Regions from separate parts of the Homo sapiens genome. Here region 2 is linked to region 1. The links are chromatin loops, found by intact Hi-C in ENCODE. Cell type or tissue: MCF 10A. All regions are shown on one strand. Each heading gives the region's core, and the rest is flanking DNA. Links, peaks and the distances in the headings are about the cores only. Region 1 has its middle 68 kb from the start of RALGAPA2. Region 2 overlaps LOC105372555 (a long non-coding RNA gene).

What was found. Peaks named below come from ENCODE experiments on the same cell type or tissue, not always from the same donor. Only the 100,000 strongest peaks of a DNase experiment are listed, where the experiment ranks them.
Region 2: a loop joins it to region 1, with 3 times the contacts of the local background. A loop is called at or near these places in 9 of 110 quality-filtered maps.

What each region holds. Positions count from the first base shown.
Region 1 is chr20:20,778,435-20,783,813 of GRCh38, forward strand. No RefSeq gene overlaps it. Among named protein-coding and RNA genes, the nearest start is that of RALGAPA2, 68 kb to the left of the region's middle. In MCF 10A, for the core only: no CTCF peak of the experiment used is centred there; DNase peaks (open chromatin) are centred at 1,877 and 2,207.
Region 2 is chr20:20,730,073-20,735,451 of GRCh38, forward strand. The region is part of intron 1 of LOC105372555 (a long non-coding RNA gene); the gene reads left to right. Among named protein-coding and RNA genes, the nearest start is that of RALGAPA2, 20 kb to the left of the region's middle. In MCF 10A, for the core only: no CTCF peak of the experiment used is centred there; DNase peaks (open chromatin) are centred at 2,119 and 2,699.

The DNA of each region.
Region 1 (5,379 bases), core at 150-5,149:
GGTGGGATTGCTGGAACCCAGAGGGTTGAGGCTGCAGTAAGCTATGATGATGCCACTACATTCCAGTCTGGGCAACAGAGCAAGACACTATCTCTTAAAAAAAATAATAAAAGTAAAAAGTAAATAAAAAGAAACAAAATTTGCCCAATAGAAAATATTTATGATGACGATTCCTTCCCAGCTTATCAATTTTTTTCTCAAATAAATTTTTGACCCAGAATGGCTATAATAAAAAAAGATATAAAAACCAGTGTTAGCAAGGAGGAGAAACAGTAGAAATGCTTATATACAAATGGTGGAAGTAAATGTTACTACAGTCATTTTAGAAAATTATTTGTTAGAAAACTAAACATCTGAGCCAAGCATTTTTGGCAGAATTCTGAACATGTACTCATCTATGGAAATGTACTAAAATGTTCACAGCAGCACAGTTCATATTAACCTCTGCCTGGGGCTCAGCACACAATACCCTGAAGTATGGCCCCTTGGCGTGCTGAGTACTCTGAACTGAAGGAGACTGGAGGGGCCTCAGAAGCAAAGCCTCTGACCTCCTCCTGCCCTTGTTCTCCTCTCCCTTTCCTCCCGCAAGCCATGTCATAGAAACCAGGATTCCTCTTTTCCTGAAGTGGGTCATAGAAACTAGAACTCCTTTCCCCCAAGGCAAGCCACAAAAGCTAGAAAGGACACTCTCTGATACGCCTCCTCTGAAGGTAGGCCATAAGACCCTCTTCCAAGAGGGATCCTGCTTGGATCTAGGAGGAAGAAATGCTGTATACACAGAGGCCAATAATATGAACAAACATTTTAAAAATCTTAAATAACTGTAAAAAATTAAAAGATAAAAAATAAATGATAAATCTAAGAAAAAAATTAAAGGCCAGTTGCATTGTAATCCCAGCACTTCGGGAGGCCAAGGTGAGAAGATTGCTTGAGGCCAAGAGTTGGAGACAAGCCTGGCCAACATGGTAAAACCCCCGTCTCTACTAAAAATACAAAAATTAGCCGGGTGTGGTGGTGCACTCCTGTAATTCCAGCTTCTTGGGAGGCTGAGGCACAAGAATCACTTGAACCCTGGAGGTAGAGGTTGCAGTGAGCCTAGATCGCGCCACTGTACTCCAGCCTGGGTGACAGAGCAAGACTGTCTCAAAAAAAAAAAAAAAAAAAAGAAAGAAAGAAAGAAAGAAAAGGAAAGGAAAAAAACGGAAAGAACCTGAACAAGTAAAGGGTCTTTGCTGGGTTCTCCCACTCCATCCCTTTTATTATCATTGGACTTTTTGTCCAATCACGCTTCTCCACAACTATCCACTTCTTTATTCGGACTTAGCATACAAAACAGGGCAAAATGAAACAGTTTTCCCTGGGGTTTGGGTCTTCACTTCTGAAGTCTCCCATATCATGTAAAACTTGGATAAACATATGTGTTATACTTTTTCTCTTGCTGGCCTGTCTTTTGGTAGAAGAGTGTCAGCCACAACCCTTGTGATGAGTGAGGAAAAGGCATTACCTTGTCATCCCCTGCACCCCAAACTGGGAAGGATCCAAATACTCAGCAAGAGTAGAATGCATAAATAAATTATGGTGCTGTCATAGAGTAGAATACTGTGTTATACAGCAATAAAGCTGTTCCTCTATAATTGGTGCACATTTCTGTATTATGCTGTAGCTCAATAAGAGGTTTATTAAAAAGGAATATCTGATCAATATTTGTTTCTGTTTTCAAAACATTAAAAAAATTCTCTGTGTCTTTAAACTCTATTTTTTTTTAATTAATAGCAATGTAATTGGTCCATCTATCCTTGCTCAACTCAGCATGTACCAAACCCAGCAAGAGTGAAGCCAGGGCTTGGCATGGTCTGGGCGTGTCCCTTCTAGATGCTAGCAGGATTCCTTCCAGGTTATGTTGCAAGCAACATTGCCTCATTAAATACTTGTACTGATGGGGATATCAAAGCTTGCACTCCAAAATGGAAACCGAGCTACAATTGCAATCGAATTTTGAGAAAATGTAGTTTTTGAACACAGTGGGGATGAACAAGAGGGGCTCAGACCAGAGGGTATTTTCTTATACTCCCTGAAAAGGAGGTGTCAGATCACCACTATAGCAATCATCACCATAATTAGCTGAGACTTCCTCTTTAGTGGTTGCTCAACACCTTCATTTGACTCTGCTGCTCACTCTAGCTGCCTGGGAGTTGGTGCCGGCATTTCGCAACACAGCCGGTCCTTGCCTACCAACCGCACTGTCTGCCAAGCCAAGAAGGTGGAGAAACTGCAGGTTCATGTTACAGGCTGAGCCAGGGGAGGTTTCTGAGCCCTCTCTAGCACTTGGCCTAAGCCTCCAGACTTCTCTGTCATACCCCAATGGTGCCAAATATCCAGAAACTAGCTTCCTAAAGTGGCTTTAACAAAAATCAACTTTATTGAGGTTTCATTTAATGCAATAAACAGCATCCATGTTGTAATGGGTATGATTTCGTGAGTTTTGGGAAGATAAACATAAATCCATGGCCATAATCAAAATCATGGACGCAATCGAATCACAAAGCATGTCTTTCCTCCCTAAAATTTTCTCAAACCCCACTGCAAACCCCCACCTCATCATCACTGTAGACTAGTTCACATTTTCTAGAATAAACTGGCTTTTGGATAAATGAGGGTGGGGATGTGCCAACCTAAGCATGTTTCACATATGCACACACATGTGTATAGACGTACTTCTTTCTTGGAAGGGAGTCCCTTCCTGCAGCTCATGCCAAGGCAGACAGCCCTAGGTGGCTTCAGAGCATATCCTGTGACCTCCTGGACATAGGGTTGCAACAGGATGGGGCACCTGACCCAGCACCTTGCAAGGAGGGTTGACCGGAGTGCTCTGCAGGGGCAGAAGTTCTGAGTCAGCTCAAGTGGGGACACAGAGATATTCAGGGGCTAGGATGGTGGGTGGTGGCGGTAACTGCGGAGCAACAGGGGCAAAAGTGGCTGAGCCCTGAAACGGAGTTCTCGCTGTGCTGGAGGCTGGAGCTGGAGATCAAGGTGTTGTCGGCGGGGTTGGCTTCTCGTTGGGCAGGGTGGCTTCCTCTCAGGCCTCTCTCATTGGCTTGCAGGTGGCCATCTGCTCCATGTGTCTGCACACGCTTTTCCTCCTGCAAGTGCCTGTGTCCTCATCTCCTCTTCTCCTAAGGACACCAGTCACATTGGAGTAGGAACTGCCCGTGTGACCTCGTTTTACCTTTATTACCTGTTTAAAGGCCTTAACTCCTAAGAAGGTCACATTCTGAGTTTCTGGGGGCTAGCATATCAAAATATGAATTTGTGGGGCACACGATTCAGTCCAGCATCCATAAAGGTGGCGGATGGGTGAACTCCTCCTGTTGTGGGCTGGGGGTTCAATGTCTCCTCAATGGAACTGAGCCCCTGGGATCAGGAACTGCTCTTGGTCCCAGACAGGAGTCCTGAATTTCAGTCCCTGTGAGGCCTCCCTCAGCACAACTGTCTGTGAGTTCCTAATTTTCCTGTTGCTTTTGTTCCTCATCTTTTCTTGGCATAAACCCCTGTTACCTGAGGATGACCCAACTGAGTAGCTGTTCCCAGGAGGTAAAATTATAAAGCCCGTTGGATTATAGCATCTATGGCCTAATTACAAATAGAAAGCAGGGAGAAGGGGTGAGAAGTGAATTCTTGGCCTAGTGGGAGAGGAAAGAAGTGGCTAACCCCTTTCCTTTTACTAGTCATAAAAACCTTTTTTGTTGTTGTTCTGGCAATCAAGGTAACAATAAAATAAGACAATTATTACCAAGAGGTATTCCCTATGCCCATTTAAATCGGTGCTCATAAACTTGTCTTGGGCATACAGGCCAGAAGTGCCTCATGTGTTTTTTGATAAAACGTCCTCCCGAGGGCAGGCAGAAATAGCAGAGCACAGGCTCCGCTCTGTGGGGTCATGGGTTTCAGAGCAGCTGATAGGGGAATTTGCTAGGCTCCGCACTTTCCTAATATAACCTGCCAAGTTTTCTCAGCAAAGTAGGCTTCTGGCCCAAAGGAATGAGATAAAGGCAAGTTCTTAAAGAAAAAGGATTCAAAAACCATAGCATCCAACGATGAAACAGGAAAGTGTTTCTACCGTGTGGAGGAGGTAGAAGTTCACATGGCAGGATGTACTTTTTATTTATGCCTCGTAAGTCAAACAGAACACAAAAAAGATTTGGGAAAGTGTTATTGCCAAAGAGCGACATTTTTATGAGGAAAGAAAGTTCAAGGGTTAACTCTTTTCCAGTTAGTTTATGCAGAGGCTGCAAACACATGGTCTTGAGGGCCAGAGCTCACCCACAGACAGGTTTTGTTAGCTTGTCCTGCAATATATTTAAAAATGTGTATAGATCTGAATAAGTTACCAAACTTTAAAAATTAGATTTTTTGCAAGTATCTACATTTCTGATTTTCCTTCAGCAACGGGAAGACCTGGCAATGCTGGGTTCCATGAGGCACTAACCCCAGTGAGCTGAGCAGTGGCCACACCCTCCCAGCATACCTGATCCCCACCCCACCCTACCCCTTCCTGTGACTGGGCTGAATATAAGTTGCCAATTATCAACCCACTTGCTATGTTATTTTACTTACAGGGAAGAGGGAAATAAAGTTTACACCCACATGCCCCCACCAAGAGGGAAAATGATACAGAAACCCATGTGTTTCAAGAAAAATAGGCAAATGCATGTTTCTTTTAGAAGCAAAGGCCATCATGCCTGCTTAATATGACATATATTGCTCTGTCCAGTTTGTACCCAGGCATTACCTGGCTGCATCCTAAAGACAGCTGTATTTGTATTCCCAGAGCCTTAAGTCCAGTACTTTACTAACCATGTCAAGCCGTTGTTGAAGACATACACAGCTAAGCCATCTGGACAAGAGTAAGAAGATTATAGGCTTAAAAGCTACCTATGGTCCCTCCCCATACCCTTCAGTCTCCATGCACTATGATCCTCCACTTATAGACTGGGCTCCACGTGAGACCATCCTCAGTTTTTAGCCTCTGATTTCTCATCCTCTGCAAAGCTGAGCTCACGTGTTTGTCAGGAAAAAGCATTTGTCAGAAACCTCGTGTAGGCAACGGGGTCTTCTTGCAGGACAGGGTGTTTTGTCATTTCCTGCGTCTGTGGGATCAGCAGATTGGACAGAACTGTTGTTCTGGAACATTCATATCAAAGTCTCTGAAGGGAATTGAAGTGTTAAGATTGTCAACATTAGTTACCATGCAGCATCAGCCTGGGGCTTCGTTCATTCTGGAGCTGGGCTGCAACTGCCTGCTTATTCTTATTACATCCAATTCCAGCTAAGAATATGATGACCACCTCGGCAGCTAAAAGACTAGGTTATATCAGTATC
Region 2 (5,379 bases), core at 200-5,199, 48 kb before region 1:
CTGAGGCATGAGAATTGCTTGGACCTGGGGGCAGAGGCTGCAGTGAGTGGAGATCACACCACTGCACTCCAGCCTGGGCGAAAGAGTGAGACCCTGTCTTAAAAAAAAAAAAGTTCATTTGGGGCTGGACACTAGGGCTCACACCTATAATCCTAGCACTTTGGGAGTCCAAGGCAGGAAGATCGCTAGAGGCCAGGAATTTGAGAACAGCCTGGGCTGCAGAGCGAGATCCTATGAGGCATGATTGTACCACTCCATTCCAGCCTTGATGACACAGCAAGACTCTGTCTCAAAAAACTTGAGTTATTTGAGATAACTCAAGTTATTACTAATTACTTGCAGCTGGCAGGGAGGTAGGAACATGGATGGAGTCTCCAGAACAGTTGGGAAGAGGGCGTGTCCGCTCTCTGTGCCACTAAAACGCAGCCACAGAACTTCATTGGCATACACCAACACACATTTATTCAGCTCATGAGTCTATGGGGTTCATCTGATCTGGGTTGGGCTTGGCTGGTCTTGACTGAGATCACTTATCTATCTAGGAGTTCAGTAGCTATTGGCTGATCTAGGGTGGCCTTAGCTGAGTGTAGTGATGCACACCTGTGGTCTCAGCTATGAAGGAGGCTGAGGTGGGAGGATCACTTGGGCTCAGGAGTTGAGGCTGCAGTGAGCTATGATCATGCCACTGCATCATCCAGCCTGGGTGATGAAACAAGACCTTGTCTCCATAAAAAAAGAAGACCATTAATTAATCAATTAATCAATCTACCATAGAAAATATCTTGTAAAAACCAACTTTGAAAATGGACTTGTTGAGTGAGCTTTTTTTTTTTCTTTAAACAGAGTTTTGCTCTGTTGCCCAGGCTGGAGTGCAGTGGCACGATCTCGGCTCACTGCAACCTCTGCCTCCCAGGTTCAAGCAATTCTCTTGCCTCAGCCTCCCAAGTAGCTGGAATTACAGGTGTGTTCCACCATAACCGGCTAATTTTTATATTTTAGTAGAGACAGGGCTTCACCATGTTGGCCAGGCTGATCTCAAACTCCTGACCTCAAGTGATCCACCCACCTTGGCCTCCCAAAGTGCTGGGATTACAGGAGTGAATCACCGCACCCGGCCAGGCTGTTCTAATATCTCACGATTGCAGTTCATGCTGTCTGTGCCTAGCCCCAGGACACATATGCAGAGGGACGTGGGAGTGGGCTTGCTGAGTGGAAAACACCAAATCCACCATAGTGGTCACCTCCGATGGTGAGGAGGGCCATTAGTGGGTCCTTGAGAGAATGTAATTGTTTGATGGGTGTTGATTTCATCATTTCTGTCCTTCTTTGTATGTCCAAAATGCGTTGTTCATAATTTAAAAATGCCTGAATACACTCTGGCTTTGAATCGGCCCAGATACAACCCTTTTCTGGCTCTGCTTTACTGTTTTTACTTGTTAAGAGTTTTTCTCAAGCATGCTGGAGTGACTGATGCCTCCAAGAAGCACATACTAAAGAAATACCGAATTCGTTTTCTGCAAAGTTAGCAAAACCATCAATTTTTAAAAAGTGTTGTTTAATCTGTGGCCAACAGAAAGTTTTTCTCTGACTTTAGGTTTTTTTCTTTCTCCCCAGCTTTAAAAAAAATCCATTTTCAGAAAAGTGACTTATATAAACAGTCCCCACCTCGGAGAATTCCAGGATATGCTTTATCCACTGGGCACTAAAACCAAGAAAACTGATCTGGGTCATTTCAGGCTTCCATCCTTTGTTATTTCAAGTCAATAAAAATAGTTGGGAGGAAGGTGACTCAGGATCTGGCTTGCTCTGTCTTCTTGATTAAAATAATGGCAGATTAATTTGGCTTATTTGATTCCTTTTTATCTCTTTATTATTCTTGCTGGAAATTAGATAAAATGACCATTATTCCTTTCTCACCTCCAATCAGTTGACTTAGAGCAAAAAAAAATTATTTTCACCAGATTGATGTGATTGCACACAAGATTTCTGAATTAGATAGCCCTAGTTTTCCCTCACTTCCTCACCAAAAATTCCACCCATGAAGGTATATTTCAAAAATAGAAAGTGAACACAATGACCATGTGAGTTTCCATTAAGAAGAAAGAGGGCTATGATTCAGCGGTTGTGCAGGCACTGATTACCTAATCAAGGCCGTAACAACTGCTGCTATTTAGAGGTGATACCCTGAATCATAAAAAATTTTCTCTTTTGATGTTCCCTCTACTTTAGAAATCTCAGAGTGTTTTAAAATATATATGAGAACCTCAGGTACTTCTATCAATAGTAATCAACAGTCTGTCTTTACTCAGTAGAAATAATATGTAAAAAATACTAATAGCTAAAATTCATAAAGCCCATCATATGTGTGAATTACTGTTACAGTTTTCATGGATTTATATACAGAAAGGCTCTGCTCCTCATGCAGAGATAAAGGCCATCAGAAGATCAAATAAGTTAGAAGAAGGAGGCAAAATACATCCATATTCTTCCAGAAAAGAGAAAAGACAAAAATTATCAGCTGTTTTTGAGTGGCTTGGAATTAGAAACGATCCTGGTTCTTCTGCTTCAGAGCAAAACAATAAGAAAAGATAGGTGAGGAGCCACCAGCGTGGATGCTTTCAGAATCTAAATTCAAATGATACTTTTTCTCTAGCAAATCACCAGGTTCTGACATGACTGACTGTGATTCTTGGCAGAGGATCAAACCTTCTGCTATGAAACCCCAGTGAGAGGTGAAATCCCAGGGCAAAACCCCAGTGTGGGGCTACAAAAAGAAAATTGGTTCCCCTCCGGGAGGGCCAGGGTCTGGCTTTGAGCAAGGCAAGCCAGGCACCTAGGGCGCCAGATTTGAAGAGAAGTAGGTAACTCACTCTCATGGCTGTGCAAGGGCTGACCTGCAGAATTGTTCCAAGTCCGACTCTGAGTGCCAGCAAAGTGAAGTTTCCCTAAAGTATTAAACCTGGAGATCCCAGGGGTGGAGATGAAGCTGAGCCTGGGTCTGGAAAGTGCTTGGTGGTGGGGGCATCAGTACAAGGGCACTTCTGGCATCTCCCGTTCATCTCAAATGGGCCTGCATAGGGAAAGTTATTACAAAGTCCATTCTCAGCCAGGTGCGGCGGCTGATACCTGTAATTCTAGCACTTTGGGAGGCCAAGGCAGGAGGATTGCTCAAGCCCAGGAGTTTGAGACTAGCCTAGGGAACATAGCGAGACCTCATCTCTACAAAAAGTAAAAAAAGTAGCCAGACATGGTGATGCATGCCTGTAGTCCCAGCTCCTCAGGAGGCTGAGGTCATAGGATTGCTTGAACCTGGGAGGTCAAGGCTGCAGTGAGCTGTGTTGCACCACTGCACTCCAGCCTGGGCAACAGAGCAAGACCCTGTCTCAAAACAAAAAAAAAGCCTATTCTCAATAATCCAAGGGTAAAACAATGAGATAAAGCAATACCTTTATAAAGCAATACCTTTCATTGCAAGGAGGGAGTAAAATTGCTAGTGTGTATGTGGAGTAAAACAGAGTAACTCTATCAGTTAAGACTTTTATAGGATTACAGTGGCTCATGCCTGTAATCCCAGTGCTTTGGGAGGCCAAGGCAGGCGGATCACCTGTGGTCAGGAGTTCAAGACCAGTCTGGCCAGCATGGCAAAACCCCGTCTCTACTAAAAAAATACAAAAAAATTATCTGGGCATGGTGGCGTGCACTTGCAATCCCAGCTACTCAGGAGGCCGAGGCAGAATATCACTTGAACCCAAGAGAAAGAGGTTTCAGTGAGCCGAGATCATGCCACTGTACTCCAGCCTGGGTGACAGAGTGAGACTACATATCAGAAAAGAAAAAAAAGACTTAAAAAAAAATGTAACCCTGAAGAAGGCCAACTTAAGCTGCTGTAAGAGAGAAAAGGGAATGTATTAATTCATGCAACTGAGATGTCCAGGAAGGGAGTTGACTTTAGGGTGCAAGGCTGAGCTCCTACTGGGCCTTTCTGTAGCTGACTCACCCCTGGGCTCTTCCTATGGCAGGATGGCCAGGCAGTTCAGGGGCTCAAACAAGAAAACTGGGTTGACCTTCACTGGGCCCCTGCCAATCACTGTGGCAGGTGATGGAGAAAGACCAAGACACTTGTGAGTGGGTAGGGGACAAGATGTCCCTAAAGGAGAATTGGGGACTGTCACAAAATACAGTGAATGACTGGTGGGGAGCAAAAAGCCGCAAAAGGCCTCTGCAATAGGAGAACAAATGACAGGTCAAATCTGGCTCTTCACAAACTACTTAAATGCCGCCATTGGCTGTACTGAATGCCAAGAAAACACATTTTCTGATACCGGCTACCTCCAAGTTGGTGGGCTGGGGAGATTTTTGTGTGAGAAATGTTTTTAATTGTATCTTCTTGCTGAAGCATCTAAAACCTGCCAGAGAGGAGTGACAAACATTCAGTTACCCTGCCTGCTGCTTCCTCTTTTACACAAGTATATCATCACTTCATTTCAGGAAGGGCAAACACTTTTGTGTTAGAAAATTGCCTGATAAAAGGGCTTCCTCCATTCACTAACCTCTTGGCAGAATTGTGACCGCAGACCTATGGAAAGCATGCAGAGGAAGTGGCGTTTGAATGCCACCCTGCTTAAGGGTTTTCATGCACTCACAGAAAATCCCCAGACCAAAGCCCTAAGTCATCTCTACTTACCCAGAGACACAAACAGGCCTTTCCACTCTCCTTAATGCTAATGCTTTGGAAACACTGAAGCTTCCTGCAACACTTTTTGATCATTCACTTTCCAAAATCTGAATCAACACTTCTAAGGTAACAAAGGGCATCTGCGGGTTCTTTTTGGCTTTGGACAAAGTGCAACTTCAGCTACTAGTTTCAAAAAGAAAAGTTCTAGTGCTTTTTGCCTGAAATATGTAACTAAATGGTTGTTAAACCTACAGTAACTTATTAGAAAAATAGAAGTAAACCATTTATAGCAAAATAAATTCTGGAGATGGTAAGGAATGAAATGTAAAAACAAATCTTTTTTTAAAACTAGAAATACATGTGGGCAACTTTGTTTAAAAGCACAGTAAGTTACAGTCTGACGACAAACGAGAAAAATATTTGCAGTAGATGTGATAGACCACATGTGTCTATTTCTAGTGTATATCGACCTTAAACATCTTGATAAGAAAATCACCAAATTTCTAATAGAAAAATGGGCAAAGGTTTTAGTGATCTATTGTACTACATGGTGACCACAGTTAATAAAAATGTATAGTTTAAAATTGCTAAAAGAATAGGTTTTTAATGACCTCTCCATGCACAAAAAAATGCTAAGTTGTTGAGGTAATGGATATATTAATTAGCTTGAGTGAATCTTTCCAACAATGTACACGTAGATCAAA